Linked DNA regions of Homo sapiens: region 1 is linked to region 2. Evidence: chromatin loops called from intact Hi-C (ENCODE). Cell type or tissue: transverse colon. All regions are shown on one strand. Links, peaks and the distances in the headings refer to the core of each region. The heading gives the core; the rest is flanking DNA.

Region 1 (8,302 bases), core at 303-8,302, 78 kb after region 2:
AAAAGTGTATATATGTATGAAAATCAAGCTGCTTAGTTTAAAGGTGTGACTCCTTAACTAGGGCAGTTTATGTGGAGAGTTAAAAATAATTTTAGAGTTTCAAATACTGCAGGATAATGTAATGGTTAAAACAAAAATAAGAAAATATCTTTAATAATGCAAGTTACTGCCTGTTCCCTTTAGGAATGAGTTCCTGGCTACAGAAGTCTTTATCTAGACACCCAGATCAAGCAGAATACAAAGGTCACAATGCCAATTTCATCTGAAACTTGTTTTGCAGTGCTTGAGTCTTGGTTTTTAGGAAAAGACTTGTGGTTGCTATGGAACTGTTAATAATGATTGCTGCCTGTATCTCAATTCTTCATACTCCCAATCTTCAATATAAAATCACTTAGATTTGGGCTCCAGGGCAGTAAACACACTTTTGAGCAGGAATTAACTGGACTTGGGCATTAGTGTCTTAATGTAGGAAATGACTTTCATTATAACCTTTACTTATACTGGCAGTTAGGCTATGTTAAGGTTTCCTAATAGTGGGCTTAATCGCATGAGTGTCAAACTTTGCTCTTCTGGGTGAGCACTGCTAAAAGCAGAAACATTTTGGGTTTTCATCAGACAATAAATATCAGAAGTCCTTGTTTTGTACAGAACTAGTCTTAGTGAGAGTATTTTGTTTTCACATATAAAAAGAACCAGTAATTCAGCCACATACTGGATTCCTAAGCAGAAAGAAGAAAATATTCCTGTTGAAATATATACCTATTTACTTTTAAAAGAAATCTCACAGAAAAATGACTTCTTTTTTGCTATATTTCTGTGAGATTTGTGACCCATGTAATAGATGCTTACATCTATTACAATAGACCCATGTAATAACTCTAAAATTCTTACTCCTGAATTATATTTGTAAGATATGGATATCAGTCCTTATTAATGTATAACCGATCTTTGGGGAAAACTAATCCAGTTCTTGAGCTCCAGGCATAGAAAGTTAGGAATGGGTTGTTGGATGGGTGGGGAGAAGACATATCTAATTTGGGGACGTTGCTGCCTCACCAGTTTGCAAGAATAATACGAATAAATCGCTTCAATTTCCACAACTGTTTCTCTCTCTAATCCCTACAGTGTGTGATTTTCAACAATTATCTGGCCTTATTCTCTGTTTTATTGCTTAGGATTTTAATGCTTCAAATGTGGAACATAGAATAAATGTGATTGCCAGTGAAACTTTAAAAAAATGCTCAAGTGCAGTTTTCAGCTGACATACAGCTAGTTTCCAACTTCTCAGCTGCAAGAAGTAACAACTCCATAAAGGTTAAACAGGCTTGCTTTGGGCCCTGAGTAAAATTAAGTCTTCTACCAACTCTATGGCACTGCAGAAGACAAAGGATTATCTGTATGAATAAACTGAATTTACAGGTCAATACATTCATGTTTGCAGGACTATTTAAAGTATTAGAAGTTCTGATATAATACAAGAAAAATGCAGATGTAACTATCAAACTCATCAAGCTGCTGCAGTAAATTCAGATACTCTCCAAGGCTGGCAAGGTGATGTCAAAAAAGTTAAACTTGAAAAATGAGACTTAGATTTCTAAATGAGATCGGTTGGGGGAAGCAGAGTTAATAGGGGAAATCAAGACTGAAACAATCAACATTACTGCTACGTTTGGAGGACAGTTTAAAAATCAATTCTTTCTGCTTGTTCTAAAACTGTTCTGCCAAAGAAACTGACATTGTTTCATGCTTTTTATTTTTCGGTTTATTTAATCTTCTTTAACACAGCCATTGTTGGTTCAACAATCCAATATTTGAGGTTACATTATTGCAAAAATAAGGACATAGCTGAATAGGTTATGCCATCAATATGTTTGTTAATCCTATCCCTTTTATTAAAGACAAAGCACAGTTTGTTAATATTGTCTTGGATTAACTCTATTTGTAAGGTTACTTATAGTGGTTCATACTAAAGGCAGGGGATTTGCTTCCTGGGCCAATTGTCTTTAAACTATAATTTAAGAAATCATTAGCATTTTGTAATTAAAAACAGATAAAGCAATATTTTAGTACAATGTTAGGCAGCAGATAAAATTACCCTGTCTGAATATATGTGTACATATACATAAAACGCTAGCATGCTTTAAGAAGTTAAGAAATATTAATATTCTGTGAAATTAATATGTAAATAAAATATAATCTGGAATGAAATTCCCATTATGTACAAAAAAAGAAAAAATAGAATCTTTCACTTCCAAAACCTATAGATTTTAGCATCTTATAAGCCTACATCACATCACATGGAATGTAAGGGTTAGTTTAAATTTGAAGAGCATTAAAGAATAGTATGAGCTAAGTTTCCACAAAACAGTATATATTAATTGTATTTTGAAGATTTATATTCGTTCCAGTGTTAACAAGACAACATCCTTTTGAACTTCCTTAAAGAAATATTTGTAATGTCCTTTATTTATTAAGAAAAATACAGCTTTAACACTATAAAATGTTTATTATTAAAAATATTAGAAAATAAAAATATTTTGAAGATGACATGTTATTCCAGGATATACGAACTTCTTTAGTATTTTTATTTAAAGAGTGAAATAGTTAAGCTACTATTGTAAGTATTTTACTTTCAAGCACATACATTTTTTCTCTGTTTTCATTCTTTTCGGCATTCTTTGTTTCCTGTTTCTCTCATTTTCCAAATTTTCTTTCTTACTTTTTGAATAGTCCTGACTTTACTACGTATCTTACTTCATTAGCTGACTTTTATAATCTCTTCATTTTTCCTTCGTTTGCAATAAAACAATGGTTTCTAGCAAGTAAACAACCAACTGATCATCTCTTTTTACCTTTCGTAGATGTTTTCTTCTTAAAACATATAGTTATATGTTTAGCTTACATATTTATGTATATTATATATCAACACTTAAAGAATAATAATTAGATTCACAGAGTACGGTGGAAATACAATATATTACCGGTACACTATTCAGCAAGCTTATGGAATGACAAAAAAGAATGAATCACTTTTCATGACTAGTATCTTAATTATCCTCTGTTTTTTTCTGACTAAGTCAAAGAGATTAGCATTTTTCAACTGCTCAGTTTCTTCTTCAATCTTGGAGACATTCTACAGAGATAGAACCTAAGAGCAAATTAAAAGTGGAGTCCGTGACAGGTCGCTTTCATGGTAAAGCCTGGTCTCGTGTGTCTTACTATGACTATATGGTCAATGATTACTGCCTGGACAGGAACGCAGGAGTGGGTGAGTCGTGCTGGAGATGTGCAAGAGTTTGTTCTTCAGCCCTGGCTGCCCGCTTGAGCACAGCACAGGATGGCACGGTGGCTCTAAGCTCAGGAGGTCTGGTGCACCTGGAGCACGGCGGGCTGCACGGGGTCCCCATCGGAGCGCTCCGCCTCCTCGGATGTTAGCGCGTAGCTACCCTCATAGCGTACCTTCTGTGCCTGTTCCAGGGCCACTGACTCCTCCTCTTCATCTTCCACAATAGTCAAGTCGATGTTGCTGTCCATCCCCGAGTTACTCCCCCTGGAGGTCGCCTTCTCAGCAGCCTCCTCTGCAATTTCCCCTTCCACCAGAGCGCTGGCGAGGGACGCTTCGGAATGACCCTCTGCAAAGGACTCCTCTTCCTGGTCATTTGGCATCTGCTCACTGCTAGGCAGGTCTTCTGACTTGGTCTCATTTTCTGCATGGCTTTCTCCCTCTCGGACTTTCTTCCGCCCGAAAGTGAGGGGAGAAACCTTGAAGGGGGAGCTTTTTCCTGAGGATATTTTCTGGTGATTTGACGTGAGAGATTTCTTAATCTTCTCTCTCCTCTCTACAGATACGATCTTTGTCCCCAGCTTGTTCATCTTTTTCTCGATGTTCTGGCGAGAAAATGCTTTCTTGAGGCTATCCACTTTCTTCAGGCTGGATCTTTTTATTTTCTCTGCCCTACTTTCTTCCACCTTTTCCTCGGCACTGTCTTCCAGGGCCTCCTCATCGTGGGGCAAATCATCATCTGAGGAGAGGTCCACGGTGTGCAGGGTTTCCTCCAGGGATTTGTTTTCATCCGGAAGCTCCTCCTTCCCTTCCACGGCACCGGAAACGGGCTGTTTCACAAACACGCTGGCAGGGATCTCATTTTCCTCCTGAAAAGACGGACAATGTAGGTTTCATGTTAATAACATATTTCACAAATAGTCCTGAGCTGCTGTAATACGTGTGTCTGTTTTGGAGACACGGTGATGGTAAAAAAACAAATGTTTGTGGCTTGAGTTTTCTAGAATAGGAAGAGTTAATTCTAAACTCGTCAAGTCATTCTATTTAGGCTGGATAAGGCCAAGGGCAGCCTGTTGGGAATATCAGGAGGACAACCGGCAGAAACTGTATCAGTGACAGGCAGAGGGGAAGTGGGCAGTGACTGAGATAGACCAGGAAGCTGCCTAGATAACAGAGCTAAAGAACGTTACTGTGCTGTGAACCCAGAGGCCCTCTCTCTCCTATCCTCTTTTGAGGTCAGAGGGCTTGGGCCTGCCAAAATCCCACTGCAGGAGAGCCTGAAGATCAAGTTGGCAGATAAAAGATAGGGCAAGGGTGAGAACTGAGAAGTCTTCAAGTACCAGACACACACACATAAAGCCTTGACTGGGTTCCCTCTCCAACTAGGAGTCAGAAGTAAAGGTAGGGCCAGCCTTAGTATCTGCTCAAAGGTGCACACTAATTTTGCTGAGGACATCGTTTAAGAGTGAGAGAAGCAAGGACTAGGCTTCCTGGGGGTGCACTCAGGAAGCCTTCTGGTTTAGAATATCCTTTGGGGAGTTACTAAGCGGAGGTGAGATCTTAGGGTTATTTTTAGAGTAGTGAGGGGAAATTATGCTGCCAGCCATAGTTTATCAATTCTCTAGTGTTACACAGAGCTTCTTTGGGCAAGAATACTTTGGCCCTCACTTCCAGCGAAGAGTGAGGAGAGAAGCACAGAAAGCTGCCCCCTTCACCGTTGCCAGCACTCTCCTCCAGCTGCCGGGCACACAGGCAAAGATGGCTCCTCTTGGCTCTCAAGGAGCAGCACCTGAACACTCAACTCTAGAGTGGAAGGGGGATGGTGTTGCAACATTGCTCACTGGGGAGTTTTGAATGCAGACAGACTCGGGTTACACAGCTAAAGAACTCTTGATTTTTAAATATTTTTCTTTGAATACTGGAAAAGGAGAGCCAGTCAGCAAGATGTCTTCACATCTTTTTTGAAAGAAATGGCACAGTAGTGAATGTGTGGCCAGAGGCCTGAGTCTCAGTCTTTGCTGTACTACTGAATAGCAGGACAGCTTTCAGCAAATAACTTAATCTCCTTGGGTCTCAGTTTCTTCCAGATATGAACAAGAGATTTGACCTAGATTAGCAGCTTTCATACTGCACTCCCAGGGGTACCAGGGGCTCTGCTGGAATGCCAGAGGGGGGCAAAGCTCCAGACCCCCCTGCCACCTCTCCTGCAACCAGAGCCTCAGGATTGCCTGATTATATCTAAGGCTGTTCAGTAAACTTTCAGTTTGAAAAATAACTGGATTTAGTGGATTTTAAAGTCTACCTGGGACTTAAACGTCATGCAAAGTTTATGTTAATGGCAAGAACTTCCCTTCTTGTTTTGTAATTTTGATTGACCGAAAAGATGAAAACATGCTTTAAGAGTGTCACTTTATATTTGATACAAAGACTAAATAAAGTTTAGATATTATACAGAAACTTAAAAAAACCCTCTCCTTGTTAACAACTGAATGGTAGAATTATGATATTCCTTGAAAAATACAACCCTGTGTCTCCCCTTATACACACTATACAGAGTCCTTTCCATAAATTGGTTAGAAACAAAGGGTAATGTCTTGTGTCGACGCAAAAAGCAGAAAAGTCCAATTAAATAGAATTCCTCGTTAGAGTGACGATATCATATATTGTGTTTCCCAAAACTCTCTCCACACTCTGCCATTTTGAATGTCATGGTTAAGTGTCCAGGCCATAGTAAAAGACAAAGTAAAAAAATAAATAAAAGGAGCATGGGACTGCCACAGGTTATTTATAACATGGCCTTTTACAAGCACTGCTTTCCCGTGTTTCAAGTTGCGGTTGCCTCTAGTTCCCCGGAGTGTACTCCCCATGAGGGCAGGGATTTTTGTCTCTTGTCCATGCTGTGTCCCAGCACCTAGAGCTCAACAGCTGCTTGTTAAATGAGTGCATGTTGGGTGAGGTGGCTTTCTAAGAACGCCCTGAGAGTGGCTGGAATGGAGATTGCCCCTCTTTTGGGCAGGCTTGAGGACTATAAAAGAACAAGTTCAGCTCTGTGTCTAGAAGGAAGTTTGCTGACTGCTGGTGCCATTGGGAAATCAAGAGAACCTAAGTCCCAATGGGGACAATGATCTCCATTTTTAAGGAAGGATTTTCTTTGCAGTGGATGGGTGTTACTAAAAGAGGGTTAGACAACTGAAATAGCTAAGGCTTGGATGCTTAGTCTAGAAGCAAAATTACTTCTGGGGTTTGACAAGAGGGTTGAGAAGGTTTGACAGGAGTTGCTTACAGGAAAGGAAGAAACCAAGAGATCAGTGAAATGTCATTAAAAGTCCTCAGTGAGGAAAGCAGAAATTCAGGCAGAAAACTGTAAAAATAATCCTTGGCTACCAGAGAAGAGGTACATTTTGCATAGTATAATCTCTCAGGGTAATCAAAGGTAGTAAGTTGTATAACTTCCCTTTATTTAATCCCAACAAAAGGTAGGCATATTAACTGAACTTCTAAAGGAATTAAACTAATAATATTACAGTTTTTCCTTAAATATACATTTTATTATTACAAAAGCATAGTTGCTGTTGAGTTTTAGACTCTTTCGATTCTTTTATCATGTATCTTTTGAGGACAGCTTTGAGGAAAGTTATTATAAGGTGAATCATATATGATCTGTGGTAGATACACACTGTGTATATGAATGGGTATTGGGGGAAGGTAGGAAACCCAATTGAACTCTTTTGTAAAATGCCAGGGAAATTATATGAGAGCTTTTTTGATGCCAGCTATAAAAATAAACCCAGCAGGAACAGAGATAATCCAGAATGAGTTGGATGTGTCTTTATGCAACTGGAAACAAGTGAGATATGTCTTCTTGGCTAACTGCTATGCTTCTGCTGTCATTTTAATTACACAAACAGGATTTAATGTTCTGTATATTGAACAGTGTTTATTTTGTGGCTTCTGATGGCATCTACTCTGAAGGTAAGCCCTTTCTTTTCACACAAAAATCTGTGAATGTCCAAGCACATGTAGCTCTTACCTTTCCATAATGTTTGTTTGGAAGCAGAAAAATACTGATACTTTTCAAAATTTCTGTTCTATAGTAAAACATGTGAGTGGTGTTTGACAGTGAAGTAACTCTTATGGTGGTGGAAACTCAGTCTAAACTTAAGATAATGGATGCTGGATAACTGCCCTCTCCTGAGGTGCCTAATCTCACCTGCACACGTGCCCTGTGCTCAAGCTCCCCCACACACCTCGTGGAAACACTTGATATTTCATATGCCTATAAGCAAGGTGACACTTCTGCCTTCAGCCTCCTGTTGTAGTGTTTCTGATTTGCTTTCTCTTACAGGTTGCAAGACTGATGACGATTTCAAGAGAGAAGATCAAGTACACATCCTCAATTCTGTCACTGCTTCCCTGCCCTAGTTACTTCTAGGTCTACTTAGGGTTCGTAGCTCCTGAAAATGGCACTAGGAATCCCTTGTGGGCTGCACTGCTTCCTTTGGTAGTTCTGCCCAGTAGAGGCCCCAAGAGAGCTGATTATTTACCCTTTGTTTTCAAAAAGGTCCTCAGCTCCCCTGATGCAGGTGTTCCCGGTTCTGACCTTTCACGAGAACCCTTAGGAGTTTTTCAAAGGAAGGGGAATAAAACAGCACACTTCAAACATATATGACTGATATGCTCACAGCATAAAAATGAATGGAAAGAACTGAAAAAGTAGCATTTCTCCTTGTACTTTAACTTGTTTGCTGTTCATATCGATCCTAGTGAACTAATAGTCCTATTTGTATCAACACAGACAAACTTGCTAACATGCTGGACACTTCTTGGTTTGAAGCTCATGGAAGCAAATCTTCTGTGTACATATCTAAATACCTAGATATGCACACCTTAACAGAAAAGAAGACTCTATGACTCTCCTTAGAAAGGAAATCATGGTAAGTCATTTAAAAGCTTGAATAAGGAGAGAAAAAACAACAGTTTGCTTTCCTGTCACTAACTCATCATTCCTGTTGGCAGAAG
Region 2 (8,341 bases), core at 109-8,108:
TCCCTTTTTCTGTTAAGAATAATTCCTCTTACCTCTGTTCCACTTCCTATTCTCTCTAGATTTTTAGGGATGTAGGCCCACCAGTTACCCAACCTCTTCATCTTTCTTGCTCTTCTCCAACAATACATACATATTTTTTCAGTCTCTCATTAAAAAAATCATCCTCTCCAGTCTACATCCTTTTTCTAGACACCCTACAATTAAACCTCTTAAAAGGAGGATCCTCACTTATTGTGGCCACAGCTTCACTTCCCGTTCACCCTTTGGCCAATTTCAATTTGACTTTACTATCTGATGGTCAGAAGAATTGTTTCCTTGAGACGTATCAGTGACCTTCTGTTAAATCAGGTCCCCTCGTGGGGGTCCTACATCACACACAGCTTCCTCCATACCGCATTCTATTGGAATCAAGGGCTTTTTTGTCTTACCAACTGGACTTTTATTTTTTCACACATTCTTTTTTTTATGTATTCCATCAGTAACTCTTTTGAATGTTAACATGTACAGACATGAAAAGAGATCCTGAGGACCTACTGGCAAACTCATACAAAGGTTATGCTGCATGCAGTTTATAGTCTTATGGAAGAAGCAGGCATTAAACAAATAAGCCAATAAACACTTGGAAAAATCAGAACTTTCATCACTGTTTTGAAGAAAACTTACATGGGTGCTGTAAGAGTGCTTAATCAGAGGATTGGACTTTGACAAAAGACTTGAAAGAGATTTCCCTGGGAATGGAGTATGAGGGCTGAGAAGGAAGGCAGATCAGGAGTCTGTTAATCAAAGATGCATGCATGATGGGAGGAAAAGCACAGTAAAGAAGTCCTGAAGTTGGAGGGAGCATGGAAGCCTTGAGAACAAGAGAAAGCTAGTGTGGCAGGAGCCCAGAGGAGTAGGGGAGCAGAGGCACAGGTGAGGCTAGTGACGTAGCTAGAAGGCCACATGACACCATGATTTTTAGAACAGGTTAAGGATTTGGGTCTTTAATACTAAGAATATGTGGATGTCTTTATGATGGTGGCTATATCTTTTCCATATCTTTACCTCAAGCCATTAGTTCAGGGCAAGCATCAGCATAGAATCTCACTATATGTTTATCAAATGGAGGACATTTGAACTTTCCTTCCTTCTTTCTTTCTTTGTCTCTCTCTCTGTCTCTCTCTTTCTTTCTTTCTTTCTCTCTCTCTTTCTTTCTCTCTCTCTATCTCTTTTTTTTTTCTGGAGACAAGGTCTCACTCTGTCACCCAGGCTGGAGTGCGGTGGCATGATCATAACTCACTGCAGTTATCTCCTGGGCTCAGAGGATCTTCCTGCCTCAGCCTGCGGAGTAGCTGTGACTACAGGCACATGACACCAAACTCTGCTATAATATTAATATGTTCCCCTATAGACACACACACACGCACACAAACAGAGAGAGAGTGTGTGTGTGTGTGTGTGAGAGAGAGAGAGAGAGAGAGAGAGAGAGAGAGAGAGAGAGAGATTGGGGTCTTGTTATGTTGCCCAGGTTGGTCTGGAACTCCTGGCTTCAAGTGATCATCCTGCTAAAGCTTTGGAATTATGGGTGTGAGCCACTGATCCCTGGCCCTGAAGTAAGTCTTAAATTGTGAATATGATTGGCCATGAAGAACAGGTGAAGGAGATTTCTTTGCCAAGGAATCAGTGGTTAAAGAAACACAGAGGTATGAAAAAATATATTTTGCATTGGACGTAGAGCAAGAGGTTCAACATGATTAAATAGGTGGTGGGAGCCATGCAGAAAGAGATTAGACATGAGGGGACACAAGGGGAAAGAGATCAAGAGTACCGAAAGAAATGTTACAGAATTCAAGGGAGGCTGAGATCACTGGGGGCCAGAGCAGTCAGGAAAATCATTTCAGAATTGTAGCATTTTCGAGGTTTGATGACGATCTAAATTTGTTTGAAAGGATAGCTAGACCTTAGACAGGCAGAGAGATATGGGAAAGCATTCTCAACACGGGAAATGAAATGAATTATGGCTCAGAGGCCAGAATATACTGGAATTCTTCCTTTTCTAGTAAAAGCTGTGTCCCTCTTTAACCTTTATGCATGTTTCATCATTTTTTCCTCCTTCTGGTCCATTTCCCATAATGAATTGTGTGGGAAAAAAAGTCTTTACCAAAAATTTGCCTAAATCTTAAAAAAAAAAAAAAAAAGAAAAAAACCTAAAGAGAGCATTTTACTTTTGCTAGGTATTTAGTTTGACTGAAGGTGACTTAGAAAAAAAATGGGAGAAGTGACCATTTTTGTTCATAAATGTAGACTAGCTAATATATTTCGAGCTGCATGGTATTTTGTTTATTAAGCTCACTGTCAGCCTTTTGTGTTGCCAGCTGAAGTACAGTAATATGATTTTGTTCCAAATTTTACACTTTGCCAAAGGTCTGTTTCTCAGCTGCATTTTGGGAACAGCTGTCAGCCCCAAGCAATCTGATTGCTTTTCATGAATGATAAATCACTTCCCTGTATGCTGATTTGTTTAGGTACAATAGGAGGAGACATCTTTCTGCCTAGTTTGTTAACAGAGGAAATGGTAGGATGAGGATGGAGTGGGAGAAGTGAGAAAGAACTAGTGGGCATTTCCTTAGTACTTAATGTCCAATTAATGTTCATTTCATTTTGATTGAACACTGGGAAGAAATAGTCTTTATTAGCTGTTCTGAAGGCAGCAGAAAAAACCAATGATCCTTTCTTTATTAGGAGCTGTTATTAATTTACCACTGGACTTTCTGTTTGAAAAAAAAATTGATTTTCTTGGATCAAACATTCTTCTGTTTAAAAAATTGCCCATACAAGTTGTAAGGGTTAAAAGTGTGTTAGAAGTTAGGAAGAGATACCTCAAGTTTCATTAAAGTATCCAATTAGTGAGATTCAGCAGTCCATGAAAATATTTATCACATTCCCAGCTCAGCTAAGACCCTATCTGCTCCAATTTTCCTTGCACAGAAATCACAGAAATCTACATTTGCTGCTTCACATTCTAGAGAAACAGGTGAAAATGGAGGGGGAGGGAGCATCTCATTTTTCAAATGTTATGTTTGCTGCTTGAATTTTAGTTTTGGAAACGGATTTTGAGGTGAGAAGAAAGGGAATTCAAGTCTTTCCTTTGCCTTGAAGTTTGTTCATAATGGTGTTGTCTCTGTTTCTGGTGAGCTACTGTCAACTCCTATCTGGGAGAGATCCTGCCAGGTCTTTTCCTTGAATATAAGAAAATATATTTTCTTATATTCCTTGAATATAAGAAATATATTTTCTTATATTCCTTGAATATAAGAAAATATATTTCTTATATTCCTTGAATATAAGAAAATATATTACGTTTTCTTATATTCCTTGAATATAAGAAAATATATTACGTTTTCTTATATTCCTTGAATATAAGAAAATATATTATGTTTTCTTATATTCCTTGAATATAAGAAAGGAAATTTGCAAATTAAAGATTTTTGCTAAGAACAGAAAGTGGCCCACAATGGCGTCATATTATGTTTTTGGCCCTCAAATTGTAAAAGTGTTCCTCTTCATTGGAAGCAGGCCTTACTGTGTACCCTGTGCTCTCAATTTCTGTGTGTCCCTGGCCTCTATAGGGCCGCTTGGGGGCTGGCAGCCAGGCTGGCTCGATGCAATCAGATGACACTGAAAGCCGATTGGAATCATTCCTCAGCTCGATGTCAGCAGGCCGGGCACTTAATGCAGGATGCACTTTTATTTTAATAAGTAATTTATTTAATGAGCCGACAATGGCAAAATGTCAAATGTAGAGACTTCGAGGATGAATAACACAATTGCAAGGAGCAGGAAGTCTACTAGGCTTGCAATATTCGGTGCCTTCAGAAAGGACATTCCTTGAGCTGGTTTCAAAATCAGTTGGCAACTGATCTGAAAAAGGATCTTTGCCATTAGTCTTGATAAAAGTAATGCTGCCCACATCAAGTTTTTAGAGTTAGTAATATGAGAATGGCAGGTGCCAGGTGTAGAGTGTGGGGTAGCATGGGGGGTGGTCCTATTTTGAGAGGAGAGTGAGGCAGGAGGCATACAGCTGGCTCCACGGAACATGCTTCCACCTGCCCATCTAGTCAGTGTGAGGAAGGGCGAGAGGAGCAGACCCCTCCACTAGGTGGCAGTGACTCGGTTTCGCTATCAATTAGGGAAGTGTCCTGGGGTGACTCACTTTAGACTCAGATATTAGTTTTCTCATGTTAAACAGACGGACCTGAATTGGAAGAGGTTTACCTTCCTTTTCAGATACTGAGATAGGATTTTTCCTAACATAATATCCTCTCCAGTGTACAAGTTGTGCTCATTAATTCCTCACTGCTGGCTCTGATTGGCTATGAGTTCAAATCCTATGAAAGTGAGGTCAATTAACCTAAAGATAGACTACCAAGGTTTATAGTAATTCTATTGATCCAACCTTAATTTAATAATTATCTATTGAGTACCCACTAGGCAACAGACACTATTTAAGTCAACAGACATATAGCAATGACACCACAGGGTTTTAAAAAAGTCCCTGTTATCCTAAAGCTAACTTTCCATTAGCTTATTGAAAATGATATTTTTCAATGTGAAGGAGCTAACTCACATTTGGAATGGGTGTTCCTTCTAGGAGTCCGTATCAAAATTATCATTTGTATTTTTTGCCCGATGGGAAGTTGTATTGTGAACTGTGCTATGGCTGATGTGTTTATCTGGCGTATTCTTCAGTTATTCCAACTAGTTTCTATGTCCTATTTTAGAATTTAATTAAAATTCATGTGGTTTCATTCTTCCCTTCTGACTCTGGAGGGCTCTGCAATATGCTTGTAATCCTTTCTAGGCCCACAGCAAGGAGGAAAACCTGTTTCTACTTGAAGTTGGGGTTCTGTGCTGAACTTGTTCTGTGTTGTCTCCCTCCTGGCAACGGTACGTAACTGTGAGATACTGATTTGCGCACAGTGCTGTCTGGCTTTGCTTCTAAAAGGAATAATGTGCATGGCTGGTCTCTGATTGATGTGTGGGAGCTGCCATTTGGGGGCATAAAACACTTTATTTTCCATCCTGCTTAGAATTCTAAGGCTCAATGGCCAACATCTGCCATCCTTCACTTTGAAATTTTTAAATTACCTTTTAAAAAATGATTATAACAGTAATATTATTTATTATTAAAAATTTAGCAAATATAAAAAGTGTAATGAAGAAAATAAAAATAACTCATAATCCAATGGCTCTGAGTTAACCATCATTAGCCTTCTATTTGCATATATTTTATAATACATGCAGTTTTAGACCCTGTTTATATTTTGTCCTCAGCAGTCTATTGTGAGAATAGTCTCAATATTATTAAAAATCTTTAAAGATCAAATTTTAATGGCTGCATAGTATTCAATCATATAGTTTTATCACAGTTTATTTAGCCAATACCTTGTTGTTGGATGTAGTTTCTAATTTATTTCTCTTTAAAAATACTGTGGGTAATAGTCATATGATATATTTTGAATCTCTAAGTAATTCCTTAGGAAAAATTTTGAGTAATAAAATTATGGGATTAAATGACATGAACTTTCTAAGGCTTTTGACACATGTCACCTAATGGTTTGGAAACTGTACTCTTGCATTCACATTTCAGAAAATGCATTCACATTTTAGAAAAATCTTCGGCAATTTATCAGGCAAAAGAAGTATCTCACTCTTGTTTTCTTTTCTAGTTGTTAGAATTCTAGTGAGATTGAACATGTATTTCATGGGTTTATTGGGCATTTATTTGTTTTTTTATTCTATGTGTTGTCTCTTTTTTTTCTATTGATGTGTGCCAGAAAGAATATGGGCTCTCAAAGATGTCCATAATCTTGTCCCTGAACATGTGAATATATTTGCTTACATGGCAAAATGGACTTTGCAGATGTGATTAAATTAAGGACCTTGAGATGAGGATATTATTCTGAATTATTTATGTGGAGTCGTTATTGGAGGGAGACAGGAGAGTTAGAGTCAGAGCAGGAGAGTTGACAAAGGAAGCTGAGGTCACAGGAGGGTGATCTGAAATATTACATTGCTGGCTTTGAAGATGGAAGAAGAGGCTGTAAGGCAGGAAAGGCAGGTGGCCCGCAGAAACTGGGAAAGGGAGGGAAAGGATTTTCTCCGAGAGCATGGAACAAGCTAGCCCTGTTGAAATCTTGACTTTAGCTCAGTGAGAATGCTTTCAGACTTCTGACGGCCAGGAATGTAAGAGAATAAATTTGTGTGGTGTAAGCCACTAAATTGGTGATAATTTGTTACAGCAGCAGTAGGAAAGAAAACACAGAATGTTCTTATTTTTTATTGATATGTGAATATTTTTATATGCAGTAGTCATTAACTTGTCATATATATTGCAAAATTTTTTTCAAGGTTGCCATTTGCTTTTAAATAATTTTATGGTGTTTTCTGATACAGAGTTTTGTTGTTAACTTTTAAAATATCCTTGATGTTATATTAGATAAGCTTTATTTCAGTGATATACAAATTTTAAATATTATGCAGTTAAATCTATGTATCTTTTCCTTGGTGACATATTCTATTGCTTTTAAATCAGTTTTATATTCACCAGTGTTACTTCCAACATTTTTATGGTATGTGATTTTTCATTTATCATTCTTCATTAAGTTTTTATATATTTTTAGTCCTATTTCAGGACTATCTAGTCTTTCCTATTAATCTGTCAAGGCCTGTGCTATTACCACATCATCTAAATTATTGTAGTTTCATAAAAGTTTTTATGTCTAGTAGCTAAATCCTTATTCATTACTCTTTTCTTTAATTTTTTAAAAGCTGGTCTCAATGTTTTATTTTTCTAGATGAATCTTAGAATCACTTAGACAAGTTGAAAAATTTTATTTGAGGGGGAGGAGCCAAGATGGCCGAATAGGAACAACTCCGGTCTACAGCTCCCAGCCTGAGCGACGCAGAAGACGGTGATTTCTGCATTTCCATCTGAGGTACAGGGTTCATCTCACTAGGGAGTGCCAGACAGTGGGCGCAGGCCAGTGAGTGCGCGCACCGTGCGCGAGCCGAAGCAGGGCGAGGCATTGCCTCACTTGGGAAGCGCGAGGGGTCAGGGAGTTCCCTTTCCGAGTCAAAGAAAGGGGTGACGGACGCACCTGGAAAATCGGGTCACTCCCACCCGAATACAGCGCTTTTCCGACGGGCTTAAAAAACGGCGCGCCACGAGATTATATCCCACACCTGGCTTGGAGGGTCCTATGCCCACGGAGTCTCGCTGATTGCTAGCACTGCAGTCTGAGATCAAACTGCAAGGTGGCAGCGAGGCTGGGGGAGGGGCACCCGCCATTGCCCAGGCTTGCTTAGGTAAACAAAGCAGCCAGGAAGCTCCAACTGGGCGCAGCCCACCACAGCTCAAGGAGGCCTGCCTGCCTCTGTAGGCTCCACCTCTGGGGGCAGGGCACAGACAAACAAAAAGACAGCAGTAACCTCTGCAGACTTAAATGTCCCTGTCTGACAGCTTTGAAGAGAGCAGTGGTTCTCCCAGCACGCAACTGGAGATCTGAGAACGGGCAGACTGCCTCCTCAAGTGGGTCCCTGACCCCTGACCCCCGAGCAGCCTAACTGGGAGGCACCCCCCAGCAGGGGCACACTGACACCTCACACTGCAGGGTATTCCAACAGACCTGCAGCTGAGGGTCCTGTCTGTTAGAAGGAAAACTAACAAACAGAAAGGACATCCACACCAAAAACCCATCTGTACATCACCATCATCAAAGACCAAAAGTAGATAAAACCACAAAGATGGGGAAAAAACAGAACAGAAAAACTGGAAACTCTAAAAACCAGAGCGCCTCTCCTCCTCCAAAGGAACGCAGTTCCTCACCAGCAACGGAACAAAGCTGGATGGAGAATGACTTTGAGGAGCTGAGAGAAGAAGGCTTCAGACGATCAAATTACTCTGAGCTACGGGAGGACATTCAAACCAAAGGCAAAGAAGTTGAAAACTTTGAAAAAAATTTAGAAGAATGTATAACTAGAATAACCAATACAGAGAAGTGCTTAAAGGAGCTGATGGAGCTGAAAACCAAGGCTCGAGAACTATGTGAAGAATGCAGAAGGCTCAGGAGCCGATGCGATCAACTGGAAGAAAGGGTATCGGCGATGGAAGATGAAATGAATGAAATGAAGCGAGAAGGGAAGTTTAGAGGAAAAAGAATAAAAAGAAATGAGCAAAGCCTCCAAGAAATATGGGACTATGTGAAAAGACCAAATCTACATCTGATTGGTGTACCTGAAAGTGATGGGGAGAATGGAACCAAGTTGGAAAACACTCTGCAGGATATTATCCAGGAGAACT

Evidence for each region. A loop is a pair of places that touch in the nucleus more often than their neighbours do. Peaks named below come from ENCODE experiments on the same cell type or tissue, not always from the same donor. Only the 100,000 strongest peaks of a DNase experiment are listed, where the experiment ranks them.
Region 1: a loop joins it to region 2, with 23 times the contacts of the local background. A loop is called at or near these places in 2 of 110 quality-filtered maps.

Annotation. Positions count from the first base shown.
Region 1 is chr2:191,832,566-191,840,867 of GRCh38, forward strand. It overlaps CAVIN2 (caveolae associated protein 2), which reads right to left. Exons shown (of 2, transcript NM_004657.6): 2 at 1,745-4,152. The coding sequence ends at 3,358. Among named protein-coding and RNA genes, the nearest start is that of CAVIN2-AS1, 9.8 kb to the right of the region's middle. In transverse colon, for the core only: no CTCF peak of the experiment used is centred there; no DNase peak of the experiment used is centred there; H3K27ac peaks cover 306 bases.
Region 2 is chr2:191,754,970-191,763,310 of GRCh38, forward strand. No RefSeq gene overlaps it. Among named protein-coding and RNA genes, the nearest start is that of NABP1, 81 kb to the left of the region's middle. RefSeq lists an enhancer at 6,538-7,131. In transverse colon, for the core only: no CTCF peak of the experiment used is centred there; a DNase peak (open chromatin) is centred at 4,112.